Linked DNA regions of Homo sapiens: region 1 is linked to region 2. The links are chromatin contacts, found by Hi-C or POLR2A ChIA-PET in ENCODE. All regions are on one chromosome and are shown on one strand. The core of a region is the stretch at or near the end of the contact, and the rest is flanking DNA. Distances in the headings are between cores, read along the strand shown. Region 1 overlaps PBX3 (PBX homeobox 3). Region 2 overlaps MAPKAP1 (MAPK associated protein 1).

What was found. A loop is a pair of places that touch in the nucleus more often than their neighbours do. ChIA-PET counts read pairs that join two places held with the same protein, here RNA polymerase II (POLR2A). Pooled maps may share reads with other maps.
Region 1: a map with no recorded cell type shows a loop between it and region 2 (2.2-fold over the local background). The contact joins two enhancer-like sites. A Hi-C loop is called at or near these places in 6 of 37 single-sample maps with no recorded cell type and 1 of 50 pooled maps. POLR2A ChIA-PET finds 5 or more read pairs at or near these places in 2 of 52 experiments (activated CD4-positive, alpha-beta T cell and activated CD8-positive, alpha-beta memory T cell).

Annotation. Positions count from the first base shown.
Region 1 is chr9:125,901,405-125,908,872 of GRCh38, forward strand. All of the region lies in intron 2 of PBX3 (PBX homeobox 3), which reads left to right. Among named protein-coding and RNA genes, the nearest start is that of PBX3, 160 kb to the left of the region's middle. Within about 2 kb of position 3,372, at least 2 of the 41 ENCODE cell types and tissues checked have a DNase peak (open chromatin) inside an H3K27ac peak, as active enhancers do.
Region 2 is chr9:125,547,068-125,554,098 of GRCh38, forward strand. All of the region lies in intron 6 of MAPKAP1 (MAPK associated protein 1), which reads right to left. Among named protein-coding and RNA genes, the nearest start is that of MAPKAP1, 160 kb to the right of the region's middle. Within about 2 kb of position 2,629, at least 15 of the 41 ENCODE cell types and tissues checked have a DNase peak (open chromatin) inside an H3K27ac peak, as active enhancers do.

The DNA.
Region 1 (7,468 bases), core at 2,122-4,621, 360 kb after region 2:
AATATATAGCAGTTCTACTTCAAAATTGTATTTCTGAAATAACTTTCTTAATGAAGCCTGAAGTTACTAAGACTTTGTTATGATCAATAGTTTCTGCTGAACGGCTATATATGTATAGGTTTTAGTATAGTACTGTGCATATAGTGGGTACTCAGTAAAGGTTTGTTGACTGAGAGCATAAATAAAAGGAGATTGAGCTGAAAAGAATGTAAAGGAAGATAATTTGGCTTGAAACATAGTGTGTGTCCTGTAGTTAATTGAACCAACTAACCAGTTACATGTTTTCTAGAGGGTCTTACTTCCAGTAACAGTTTCAAAGAATGTTACCAAACAACAACAACAAACAACAACAGCAACAACAAAAACCAGGTAGTAATCAATTTGAATCCACCTGGTGGACTGTTTATAATGTGTTTATTTTAGTTGTCTCATCCTTCTACATTCTTTTCTTGTCAGTTTACTACTCAGAGTTCTCCAGATCAAGTGTGAAAAGTAGCTACCTGATCTGACAGGACCTTGCCTAGACCGTGACGCACAATGTTGTCTTTTCTTTGCCTTTCTTTAATTGTGTCACCTTCTTTGTTAGAGAAACCCAAATCTTCTGTTTCTTGAAGAAGCTGCTTTTTTTAAAAATGTATCTTTTAGATACCTATTGTGGAAATAAAACAACTTGTGGTTTTTTTTTTAAGAGAAATGATGGTTTCTTATATGGAGAGAGGCTAGTAGCGAGGCAAATATTTATGCAAAGATGTTTGCTCCAAGAACCTAAACTGAAAATAAAATTAGACTGAATTTTTAGTTAAAGCTGCACCTGGATTGCATGCATATTTGAAAACATTATATAAGGTTTAACAAATGTATGATTAGAGCATTGACCAGTGTTATTCTGTTAAGTAGTTTTGCAGGATTTTCTCTTGCAAGAAGAATTTGTTGTACTCGCATTATTGTTTCCTTTGGGATCGTAGACAATGACTCTGTAGTGTGATTCATTAATATTGGTTGTCTTCAGCAGAGAGTATCCAGATTTGACCTGCCAAGTATTAAATTTTTAATGTATTACTAGTTCTTTCACAGAGTAAGGCTTGTCTTTGTTCTTTGTATTTTTGTACCAGTATAGCTTGAATCAGATACAGATTTAATTTGTAGTATCACTAAATATGCCTCATTTAAAACACGCACAATACACATATAAAAATGTTTATTGATGAAAATATTTCAATATGAATAGCTACCTTTTTAAATATTTGAAAGTATGCACTTCCAAATTTATTTTGAAAAGTGCCAGGGGGTGCTGTGTGCTATGTGCAATAAGTTAATTATTATGCTATTAACATTGATGATGGTGAATGTATATTAGTTAATGTGTTAACGACGTGTTAATTACTGTACATGTTGTGAAGACCCTTCAGGCTTGTTCTATGATGCAGCATGTCAACTTGAACTAGACCAAGTAATCTGCAAAGCAGACTGTAACTCTTAAAAATAACACTTGTAAACATAAATTATAAATTAAATTATGCTTTTTATTATTCTTTTTCTTTCTGGTAGAATGAATAAGTAATTCTTCTGCTATCTGCACCTGTTAGAACCCAATACTGTCAGACTCTGTTTTCCCCAAGAGGATTGAAAGAGATTTGTTATGCAATAACTTCCGCTTTGTTTACGCTCTGGCATTTAGTGTATATTTTATATAGATTCATTTGTTTTGCAGCCTGAAAGATCTTTCTTTTTTTGTTTACCAGCTTGATTTGAAATGAAAGACACTCACACTTAGTCTTTGTGTAAGCAGGTGAAAAGTGGCCTTGTTTGATTAGGACTACTAGTTGATACTAAACTAATCTGTATATACACATGTGATTCAGTTATAGCTCTTCAAGTTTAGTTGGCCAAATAGTTGAAATCTCAAGGGACCAGACATAAAAACAAAAAACTCAATGACAGTTTCAAATCATTTACAACAGAGGCCAGAATTTGTTGCTGTTTGTGAGAACATGGCATTATATATTTGTTGTCCTTTTCATCAGTATATCTTGATGCCTTGAAAATGTCAAATATTTGAATTTTATTACTTTAACTTTTGAATTAGTGGTTGCCCATTTCTTTCTAATTGTCAGTATTTTTGAAAAATACACCTGATGATAATCCTCAAGAGACTAATTTGGAGAAATACAAAATTATAGAATTCGATGTTATTCATACAATGGTATTTCTTATTTTTATGTCTTCAAAATCTTTGTTTCATATTAAACAAAAGAAGTAAGTTAACAAATGAGAGTTCCCAAATTTACTGAGGGTCTTGTGAGGATGTTTTTTAAATGACCCAAAACCAACTCTTGAAAATACAAAAATAAAATAGAAATGAGTGTTTCTGTAAGGCATTTACTCTGTCTTTTAGATTCTTCTAACATAATATGTATAAGAGGTGGTAAAGAGTTAGTTCAGACTGTAAAGCCAGACTGTCCTGCATCCAGTTCTAGCTTTTTCACCTTCCAGCTGTGTGACTATGAGCAATGGATCTAACTGTGGTGTGCCTCAGTTTCATGATAATTAAAATGGGCTTAATAATAGTACCTGCCTTACTTAGGGGTGATTAGTTAATACAGGTAAAGTACTTTGAGTAGTGCCTAGCACACAGAAAGCTCTCAAAAAATGTGAGGTCTTATTATTAACCTGCCTTTGATATTATACTAAAAATTATTTGGAAGCATTTAATTTTCACAAACTCTTTGATTTCCCTAGGACCCATTTTGAATGTGAGTTTTTGGTTTCCAGTCATTATAGTCTCGTACTTCATCATAGAAAAACACCTTATTTTTAATGATGGTTTTATTACTCCAGTGTTGTTTACATCCACCTGGAGTCATCCCAGATTTTTCCATTCGTCTAACCTTGCTTGATTTCCTATAGCACAGCTCTTGTTGAAGATTTATATTGGTGTGGAAGGATATTCTGACCAGGATTTTGGTTTCTCTTGCAAATATTTGTGTATCTCTTGTTTACAGCCCCAGTGTCCTCTTGTAAAACCCATGCAAAATGGGATTCTAATAAATCTTGTGCTCAGCATTACACATTGTTTGTTTTAGCTGCCTTCCACTTCATGCTTCCTCCTTTAAGAGCGAGCCATTATGAAAGGTTAGATTCACAGTTAGCAGGCTTTAGCTCTCCCTTTTGAATCAGTGAGGTTGCCGTTTTATTGCTCTCCGACTTCCACTTCAGTGATGAGAGTAAACTAGCATCAGATTAAAGGTCAGCAAATCCCATCAAAGAGAGGAATATTAGGGGCAGAGATAGTTGGAGAGGCAGCACACCACTGGGTATTGACAGGGTGATTCCAGGGTATCAGTCAGCAGAATTATAGCTGCCCAGAGAGTCAGTACAGCTTTAATGAGCCTGTGTGAAGAGGAAGAGGGTGGATTTATGTAGTTCCTCATAATTTTCTGTAGAGACTGTTATTGCAGACATTCTGTGGAGTGTTCTGGTCTTTCATTTAATTCAAAGGTCCTGGAGCTTATCCATCCTCTAAATTCCTTTTTGTTAGCTCAAATCAAAGTTGACATTTCCATGGTTTACCACTAAAACACCCAGTTCAAAATCAGGTCTCTTTAGGTAATTTTGAAATCTGTATATTGTTAATATAAATCTATAATCATATTTATCTTAATGCATGCATATTTCCTCTTCAGAGAAGTGGGTTGAATAATGAGCATTTCTTTTCATAACTAAGCAACAAGGGAAGATGTAAATTTACACATTGCCCTCTAAGTAACTGGGAAAAAAACTGATTATGTTATGGTGATTTTCAGCAATCTTAATGTTCATCCTCCTTAAATTGACTTTCCTAATTAATTGTTTATCTGCCCATTTGTGTGTACCCCATCTCACCCTTTATGCCGCCAATATCCATCCTCCTAACTGGAAAACTATTCTTTTAATCCCTGGAGGGAAAATGTTTTTAATTGTTCTAATGAGGAATACTGCATTTAATTGCTGTTATTTTCAGTTCCACCTTGATTTTGATGTCTTTATAGTGAATTTGACTCACATTCATTTCTTATCAAAGGGAGATTAAATCTATGTAGTTTTGAGATCTGGACTATGCTTTGAGAAGTCAGATGTTTGTGAAAAATGTCTTTGGATTTTTTTTTCTTTTTTCTTTTGATTTCTTTGCTGTAGATTAGTTTCCTAAAGGGTTAATGAAAGATATATTGACTTTTTTAGTTATGCTTTTATTTATTCATCACCATGAAAATTTATCAGTACACTTGTGAAAATTTATCAATTATCAATTGTGGAAAATTGTGAATACACTTGCACTAGAATGTTTCATTTTATTACCTAGTTAAACCAGCCACTTTTTGTAATTTGTACTTAAGAATATGCTGTTTTGATTATATTTCTAAGTAAATAAATTTTTCCATTATTAACATAGAAGTCTTGTTTGTGTTATTTGCTGCTGGGAAGATGCTCTGAAGCTTCTGCCATTGTCCTTTGCATGTCATGTGGGTGGTTATGCTTTTTAGACACTTACATGGTTTTTAATGGAAGAGAGTGATGGATATACTACCATGAGAAGCACTAATATCCTTTTTGAAGTTCACCATTGACTGAAACATCTATAGTACTTACAGCAAAGTATAAACTTAAGAGAGATGCATACAGACGAATGTTACATAGGAATATAGAAGCCATTTTTAGTCATTAATTAGATGCTGTATTTATATTAAAGAGTCAGCACACTTTAAAATCATGTGGAAAGTCTAGTAAAGTTCATGTTTCCTATAATCATGCCATGCTTCACAAAGCCTTTTCAATAAAACTGAGTCTGTGTCCTTTATAATAATACAGATAAAACTTTATGCTGTGCTGTTACATTGGAATGTACTGAGAATGCCAATGACCCTCATGCCGTATTTACTAGCATGCTATTTTGAGCAGTGCCTGTGCATCAGGGTAATTTGGCATTGCAAAAACAATAAAATGGACATTCCTTCCTGCAAGAGGAAAAAGAAAACCAGTGGGTATCTGCTATTCATAATGAAGTCAAGTGACTGTAATTTATATATTCACTTTTGAACATTTTAGAGAAAAGGGAAAGAAGATGGCTACAGGAAAGGAAATGAATACAAAGATAAGCATGAGATTAATTATCTGATAGGGGCAGGGTTCTTGCTCCCATGAGGGACATATGAATGACATTTACTGATCACCTTAAACTACAAAGTAAGTATATATGGTATTTTAATTCAAGTGGGGTCTAGTATTTTCATTTGAGAAAAATTATGAATAAAAATTTCTCCCCATTGGTTGTTTCTGACCAAAAATTTTGTATTATGTGTGTATGGTACTATAGATATATATCATCATATCTGTATGGTTTTTAAAATACCATTCATTTCAGCTGTGGATTATTTGAATAAAGTTTTCTGAAATACTAATTGAGAGGATGCATAGCTTTGGTGAAAATTTAACCAATTTTAACCAGAACACTGTGTAGCCAGTTACAACATCTTAATGAGTACATTTGCAGGAAGAAGAGTCCTTATTTCAGAACAAATCAACAGCACCATTTACTTTCTATGTGTTTTTCTACACATGGCTATTCTTTACATTTCTGTGCTTATTTGAAATGTGTGACCAGAGACCACTAATAATGAGCAACTATCATGAGTGTTTCATCATCAGCACACATCAAAATGGCATTCTATTTCTGGAAGTGATAAGAGAGTAAAAGTAACACAAAAGAGCAAAAGAAGGAACCAGAAACTTAGGTCATAATAATTGAGATGGCTAAAAGCAATAAAACTATATACCATTAAAATATGTTGCAAAATAATGTCAACACAACGTATGGTAAATAAATTTTGATATATAAAAATGCCAGAATTTTTAAAAAGATCAGATTTGACCATTTAATGAATATTATGAGAAATTAGATAAACATTTTGATTGTAGGACAGACATGTTTCAGATTATACTTCAAGATTATAATGTTCCATTTTCACCAATGATATGAAGTAACTACTTATTTGACTTTAGAAAATGTAGTATTTTAATTAAAAAAAGACTTTAATTCATATGATTTAAAGTGAATACCACTGTTATTTTTTAAAGTGACAATTGTATGTCAGGAACTATTTTAGGCATTTTATGTCTTTGAACTTCATAGTGATTCTTGAGTTCGTGGTATCCCTATTTACAGACAATGAACCAGGGGACCTTCTACAGTCACATGGTTAATAAGTGATAGTTAGAATTTGAGTCTAGGCTACTCTGACTCCAAAGCCATGTTCTCCAGTATTGTAATTTATTTGTGTTATAGTTGCAAAGTGAATTTAAAATCCAGTATTATAACTTATTTCTCTAGGTATCTGAGGTGTAGTGGAATTAATCCTGGACTTAAAGAGAGACCCGTGTTTAAATCATTATTTTCCCATTTACTCACCATGTGATCTTGGGCTCTAAAGTCACTTAACCTGTTTGAAATTTGGTTTTCTCATCTACAAATGAGGCCAATGACATCCACCCTGTAAGGTTATTTTAAAAATCAAATGAGAGAGATCATGTGAAAGATACAGTTGCTGCTTGGCATGTAGTATGTATGCTCAATGTGTTTGAATTTGAACATAGAGGATTTTTAGGCTAAGTAATAGAATGATTCCAAGTACTAACAGTGTCAGATTATCATATTAACAAATGTAAGGTAAGAAAGTTAAAGCCACCTATGTGAGAAACACAAAGACAGAAAACATTTGCTTTTTGGCAGAAACATCTTGTATTGTGAACTGGGTCTGGGAGGAACTTATTGAAGTCTGGAAGATCGGTCTTCCAGAAAATAGAGCAGTGAGGGAAGCAGCTGTGTGGAGAGGCACACACGATGCCCTCAGTGTTAGAGGGAGCAGGCGCACAGTGTAGTGTTATCCCATTCACAGCATGGCAGTGATCTTAACTGACAAGACAGGAAATGGAAGTGCTATGGCGATCTCATTCTTCAGGGAGAAAAGGCAAGGGAGCAGAATGTGGGAATGGGGGAACACAAGGATTGCATGGTTTGTGTAAACAAATGCTGAAGAGTCCTGGAGATGCACTCTTAATAATATGAGTATTAATAATAGAAGAGGAGTCATTGGTTTCTATGGAAGTCCAGATGTAGACTTCTAGCATTTTCTGGTGAGATCCCAGGCATGTGGTAAAATTTAAAGAATATCATCAGCACCATTAGATCATTAGGTCACTGATAAACACATAGAGTAGCTGGGGTCACAAAGACCCATAGGGATTAAAGCCAGGGTTTTAATTCTTTCCCCCGACTTAGATTCTGAAGCTCATTGCTTTCCCTTTAAATAGTGCTGTTTTTTTTCTTTTCAAATTTAGTTGTCATATTTACCAGTCCTAAAAATTTCTTCAATAGAGCGTTTTGTTTGAACATCTATCCCTTTGGATAAAAAGAAAATGGCCGTTTCCTTTTTTC
Region 2 (7,031 bases), core at 1,379-3,878:
AGTCTCGTAACCACTGAACGATGTATGGGCATTTTAAAAAGAGACTCCTTGCTTGAGGAGTTCAGCTCCGTCCCAGCGCACAGCCACTCAGTTACCCCAAAAAAGTTTGTATGCCAGCACGAACCCAACGCAAGCAGGCTTTCTGTACTAAGCAGTAAGCGAGAGGCAATGGGAGCCACGGAGCCCACAGGGACACAGGTCTTCATCTGAAAAGCTTAGATTCTATCTTTAGGAACAGAGCTGGAACCAGAACTCAAGTTGGAAGGCAGCATACTGGAGAGGAAAGGGCATAGGCTGGGGGTTAAATACCCTTTGACCGAAATCTTGGTTCCGTGGCTAACGGAGATGTTGCTGTAACATGTGGGAACCTCAGCCGCATCCATGAAATGAGTAGGCTACTTCCCTATAGAATTGTCACAAGCATGAAACAGACAATGAATGCCAAGCACCTCACACTATGGCTGGCAAACAGTAAAGGGAGTCGACGTTAGTTCTCTTTTGTTCCCCTTGCCCTAAGTCATCATTCCAAGAGAAAAGGCCCCACTTCAGCCCCTCCTTCCCCTGCCTCCTAAGCAGAGACTGCTTATCGGGGGGTGGGAGTCTCAAAACTCACTGCCTGTCATTGGTAACACAGGGGCATTAAAATGTGTGATTTGTTGAGCTTGGTGGCCATATTCAGGGGCATTATCAGTGAGTAGCCTGTGGCCCAAGCACCAAAATTTCCCAAGAGCTCCAAGGGGAGCACTCTGGGTTGTTTTCAAAACTTTCCTTTTTGAAAGTGTTAACTATGAAGCAGGTATGTTCTGCCTCAACTTAATTCACTGGCTTTGCATGATGATAATGGAAATTAAAAAATCATGGTGGTGTAGAGAATTTCAACAACATTTATTAAGAACTTTTTGATTTGCACAATACAAGTTGTCCACTGTTTAACAATTATAACAGCAACTACTATTTATTGAACACTTTCTATGGGCTAGGTGCTGTTTTAAGCTTTTTAAAAAATATCTGTATTGACTCATTCAATCCTAAAATAGGTACAATTATTACACCCATTTTATAGAAACTGAGGCTGAAGGCATTAGGGAATTTACCTGAGATCACTCATCTATTAAAAATCCTGTTTTGGATTCAGAAATCAACAATGTGGTCCCTAACCCAAGCTGCACAGTCCAGTGGGAGAGAAAGATAAGAAGTCAACAAACAATTATAGTTCTGTGTGACAGTCACAAAGGTGGAGGCAAGTTCAGAGTGCTGCCAAAACAAACATAGGGCACGTAACCCAGCCACACAGAGGTGAGAGGGTCCGGGAAGCTTCCTAGTGGGGATGATGTCTCAAAACGCAAACATCATTTAGCTCTAAACCATGCTAGGAGAGACGGTGGCAGCACCAGAAGGCAGCAGAGCACAGTAAGCTCTAGAATAAAGTGACCTGGTTTGGAACCCCACCTCTGCTTTCACGGATAACAACATAATCACTTTAACTTCATTTCCTCATCTACAAAATGAGGATGATAATTATTCTTGGATTTTAAGATTGTTGTAAAGGCAAAATACTTCTAAAGTACTTACCATAATATCTGTCATATAATAAATGCTTATAGATGAGCCATTAGTTAAAAAAAGATAAATGCTTAATAAACAGTTAATATATAATAAGCATAAGCATTTTCTTCATATGTACAATGAAGTAATATATAATGATGAGACAATAATATTCAATATTTATTGAGCACTTACTTTGTTTAATCCTCCTAGAAAAGATAGGTGTTATTATGAGTTCCATTTTATAAAAGAGAAAATTGAGGTTTGGCAAGGTTGAGACATTTGTCTGGAGTTATATAATAAGTTAATACATCATATAACTAATAAGTCCTGAAGGAGCCAGGACTTGAACCCAGATCAGCTAGACTCCCAAGTCTGTGTTTGTTAATCCCTCCACAGCCGCAAAGGGAGTCTTAGGGACTCGGGGAAAGAAGAGACTTCCAGGGAGCACATCTTCCATACCGGAACCACTGACCCAATCTGTGGAAAAGGTTCAACTTCCACTGTAACAAATTCAGCTTGACTATGAATGTCCAGACTCTTAGACTAACCATATGACCTACAGGATTTTTAAGGAGACATTGGAGAATGTCATGGTTTCAAAAGCCACAGTCTCAGTTTGCAGAAGTGGGAAAAGGTTGCTACGAGCAGTTCTCGAGTCTCTGGTCCTGACCAGTTCCCAATAGTGATGAAGACACACTCTAGTTCCCAACCTGCTCTGGTCCAATTCCATGCATGTTCATTCTCCAGCATTTCAAGGTAGAAAATGAAAATATATGAGCAAGAGAAGGCCTTGTAATAACTGCAGCATGCCTGCTTTAAAATAAGTCCTCTGAGTATGACTTTATCCATAAAGAGTTTACACTAGTGTGAATGCCACATTTTGTTTCCCCTTAGACTGACCAAAAATTTTTTTTAAAGATCAAAGCGTACTGTGGGAGCATGCGATGTTTGACATTGGACAAAGTACTCTTTTTCAAAACAGACATTTTCCAAAAACATAACTCGCTAGACTAATGGGCAGTGAGAAGCCAAAATGACTGCCCTCCGCCTTCTCCTTGTGTATCTTTGCCAGAGTCCTTGGGACTTGCCAAATCCGGTCATGCCTGCTTAGCTTGCTCGACTGATTGTGCCAGAAAAGAAAATAAGACACAGATGTATTTGAGCTCTTTGAGATGCCAGTAAGAGAGACAGCTAATGGCTTCATTTCGACCCTCCCCTTCCAGCTGGGCACAGGTGGGGGATAATGAGGTCCCTCTCCCTAATCAAACTCAATTATTTACTACTCTATATAACTGCAAAGACATTCACATTCCGTTCAGAATATAAAACACACCGTGGGCTACTTCCAACCACTGCCACTGGGTATTTATAACAAACTCAAGTGGCTAACAGTTTGCCTTGGCAGGAGTTTAAGTGTGTAAAGTTTTGCAAACTGTTTCTGTTCAAATATGTCCTGCTGAAATGGGGTCCCAGGCGGGGTTCCATAACTGTCAGGTCAGTGAACTGCATAACATCTGAGAATGTATTCACCATGCAGTGCAGACAGGATCTGGAAATCAAACGCTTCGTTCTATCACAACCTTCTGAGAAGCATCACAGTTTTTTTCAACAGCAAGACTGACATTGTATTAATAAACATTCCAAGTCACTAGCCTGACATGTACATAGCAGCAGCTGACAGACTCCGACATAAGCTGAGGGGAGAACAGAGGAAATCAAAATGAGACATAGTAACTAAACATGGCCAAAGGGGGAAGCATCACCAAACCAATCACATGGGCTCAGAAATGGGAGCTCCCCGACTTTGAAGACACATATTAACTAAAGCAACAATCTGGCATAATTTTTAGATACAAAGTAAGTTGATGGTTATCTAAAATGTGTGCTTTTATGGTAGGAACAAAGCGAATCCTGGCACAATTTCAAGACATTCCAGTGAGCAAAACATACATATTTAGCTTGTCTGACCTTTAAATTCTTAGAAGTGTGTAATTAATGCTTTCCATCTTTATCACTTGCTCCAATATTTCTGTCACTTTAAACAGACACAAAGAAAAATCCTTTCTTTTCTCTAGACAGTAGCTGTTGCCAAAAAGGAAATCAAGTCAGATTTACAAATACAAAATTAAACAGGCTGCATATGTTACATTTCCATACACGAGGACAATCTGGACAATGAAAATGTTTGCTAATACAACAGAATGAAAAGAAACAACACACAGTTGGTCCTCTATGAATCAAGCAAACAATAAATAACCAGGATAATTTATACTCATTTTGTCAGGCCTGGTTACAAAGAACACAAGCATCTTCTTTTATTCCTTATTCTATTTTAGCTCTGCCTCTTACCAAACAGCATGGCCTTGAATTAGTAACTAACTACCTGTCTCTGAGCCTCAGCTTACATATTATAAAAGTGAATTGCGTATAAGAAACTTTACTGATGGGGTGTGGCCAATTTTAAAATATCATAAAAAAGAAATAAATGATAAAAAAAGAAATAAATGAGATAGCATCTATTGGAGGTATGAAACTGAATGAGTGTGTGAAAATATTCTCCCTGCCCTCCTCTTTTTTTCATTCTCTAGACCACAAGGCAATAGCATATAACAGAAGGAAAGGCTTCAAGCTAATGACACCCTTTAATAAAGGTCTGGTCACTTGGGGTATACTGTGGATTTATCATCAAGAAGGTAAACTAAAACTCCCCACTCTTCTGAAAAGCCCAGTAAAGAGCATGAATGAACCTAGGGCACGCCTCTTTAAAAAAGCAGCTCATCGTTCCCTTTCTGCAGAGCCAAGAGAAGCCAAGGTAGTCTCTGGGAGCCTGCCCAAGGCAGCCCAGCTTCTGGGCTAAGACCTTCCACTGTTACCTGACAGCTGTTACCCAAAGAGCTCTTGGTTAGAACTGTTCCTTCCTCATGTTCCTCTAATATATCAAATATTTAAAGGAAAATACATATATATATAGGAGACAGTTTAACTGCTCTGACTTCTAACCTAAGGAGATTCTGACCATTTTATTGGCCTTGACTTTTTTTTTTTTCCTTTAATGCCCTTCTTCCCCCACTCCAGAGTAGAATCCTGGCATGAAACTTTAATGTCAACACATATAAGGTAATAATACTACCACAGTTGTTTTTGTCATTGCCACTTTTGAACTCAATTCAGTCTCACAAATTCTGACTAAATTAGGTCTGTGTTGGGAATGGGAGAAGGAGACGAACAAGGCAGGTCCCTATCCTTGAGAGGCACTTAGCCCACTCAAGATCTCATTCTCCCTTGTCCTACTTTGTCTAAAGGAACAGTAGGCTTTGGCTTGGTCACTGCTGGCAAGAAACACTTCTTGAGATGCTGGGCACTATCTGAGCTCCAGCTCTTTATCTGGTTTTGGGGGTCAGCCAAAAACCTTCCCATTCCTCCCACTCCCTACTTCTCCTCTCTGACACTACTGATATCCAAACATCTTTACTGCTTAAGCTCAAAGTAGTCAGCAAGTTAGGGATTCCCATTTATAGATATATTTGCTCTGTCCAAAATCAATCAGGAACAATGGATAGCTTAGGAATCCACTTGAAGATTTGTTAAAAGAGGCAGTTTCCATTACCAGGCTCCTAATTTGCAAGTTGTTAGAATAATCCATTCTCCTTCCCTGAACAACAACTCTATCCAGGGGATTCCTGGGGCCCAGGGGTTCTAGAGGGAAAGCTAGATAGATCTAGTCCTGATTTAGTAAGAACATCAGAAGACATCCAATTTCACGTTCCCTCCACAGAATAATTTTCCAATGAGAAATTCATTAATTAGTTCCCCTTTAAAAAATGTAAATAATTATAAAATATAATTCACAACCTTTGCATGATGGAATGAAGACAAATTTAAAAATTTCTTTTATATGCAGAAACAGATCTATTTCCCAATTTTGCTATAATGGACACATATTAATTATATAATAAAAAATAACTCAAAGGAAGGTTAAACCCCATTCTCACCTTAGTGTAAATTATTCCCACTGAGAATCCCTGACAGAAATAACAATAGCAACTATGTAACACTTCCTACATGCCAGAGTCTCAGCTAATATTAATAATCACAGCAGCATTTCCTGAGGTTCAAGAGCCCCCAGGAATCAACAGATGAATTTACAGACTAAGTTTCAGAATTTAAAAACCTGTTTTCTAACGGTGATGTGAGCCTCTAGTTCCAGCTACTCAGGAGGACTGTCTGAACCCAAGAGTTCCAGTCCAGCCTGGGCAGCATAGTGAGACACTGTCTCTAAAAATTTTTTTAAATTAAAAACAATTTTGATTTTAGTCAATGAAAAGCATATAGAGATGTATTATCTATACATATCAATATATGTATGATATGGATGTGTAGCTATATATATCTATATGTGCTTTTCATTGAACTAAAAGCAAAATTATATGTGTCACCACATATTTTATATATGTCACTGTGTGTGTGTGGGGGGGTGTATGAGATAAAGATACAGATATAGGCCCCTCCTCACTCCTCATCTTCCATGTTCCCCATTTTCCACCCACCTGGGGAGCCCTGAGCCACTGCCTAGAGGAGAAATACCCAAGAGAGTCACCTGGCCTACATCAGACAAATGTGAACAAGAAATAAAATTATTAGGCTGGGCGCGGTGGCTCATGCCTGTAATCCCAGGGGAGGATTTGGGAGGTAGAGGCAGGCAGATCCCCTGAGGTCAGGACTTCGAGACCAGCCTGGCCAACATGGCGAAAACCCATCTCTACTAAAAACACAAAAATTGGCAGGGCATGGTGGCAGGTGCCTGTAATCACAGCTACTCGGGAGGCTGAGGCAGGAGCATCGCTTGAGTCTGGGAGGCGGAGGTTGCAGTGAGCCAAGATCACGCCATTACACTCCAGCCTGGGTGACAAGAGTGAAACTCTACCCAAAAAAATGGGAGGGGAGGGGAGGGCAAGACGGAAAGAAAGAAAGAAACTTATTGGGAAAATCCAGAAGTTGACCAACAAACCTACCCCATGCCCATTTGTCTATGTAGTCTACGGCTACTCACACACTACAATGGCAGTGCTGAGTTACAGAAACTCTATGGCCAATAGCCTAAATATTTACCATCTGGCCCTTTGCAGAAAAAGTTTGCTGAGCTAGAAGCGGTGGCTGAAGCCTATAATCCCAGCACTTTGGGAAGCTGAGGTCAGCAGATCACTTGAGTCCAGGAGTTTGAGACCAGCCTGGGCAACACAGCAACACTCTATCTCTACAAAAAATACAAAAAGTATTTGGGCATGGTGGTGCATGCCTGTAGTCCCAGCTACTTGGGAGGCTGAGGTGGGACGATTGCTCGAGCCTGGGAGGCAGAGGTTGCAGTGAGCCAAGATGATGTCACTGCACTCCAGCCTGGGTGACAGAGCAATACCCTATCTCAAAAAAAAAGTTTGCCAACCCTAGGATAACGTGGCGAGATTTGGGGGGTTATGTGTTCCAGC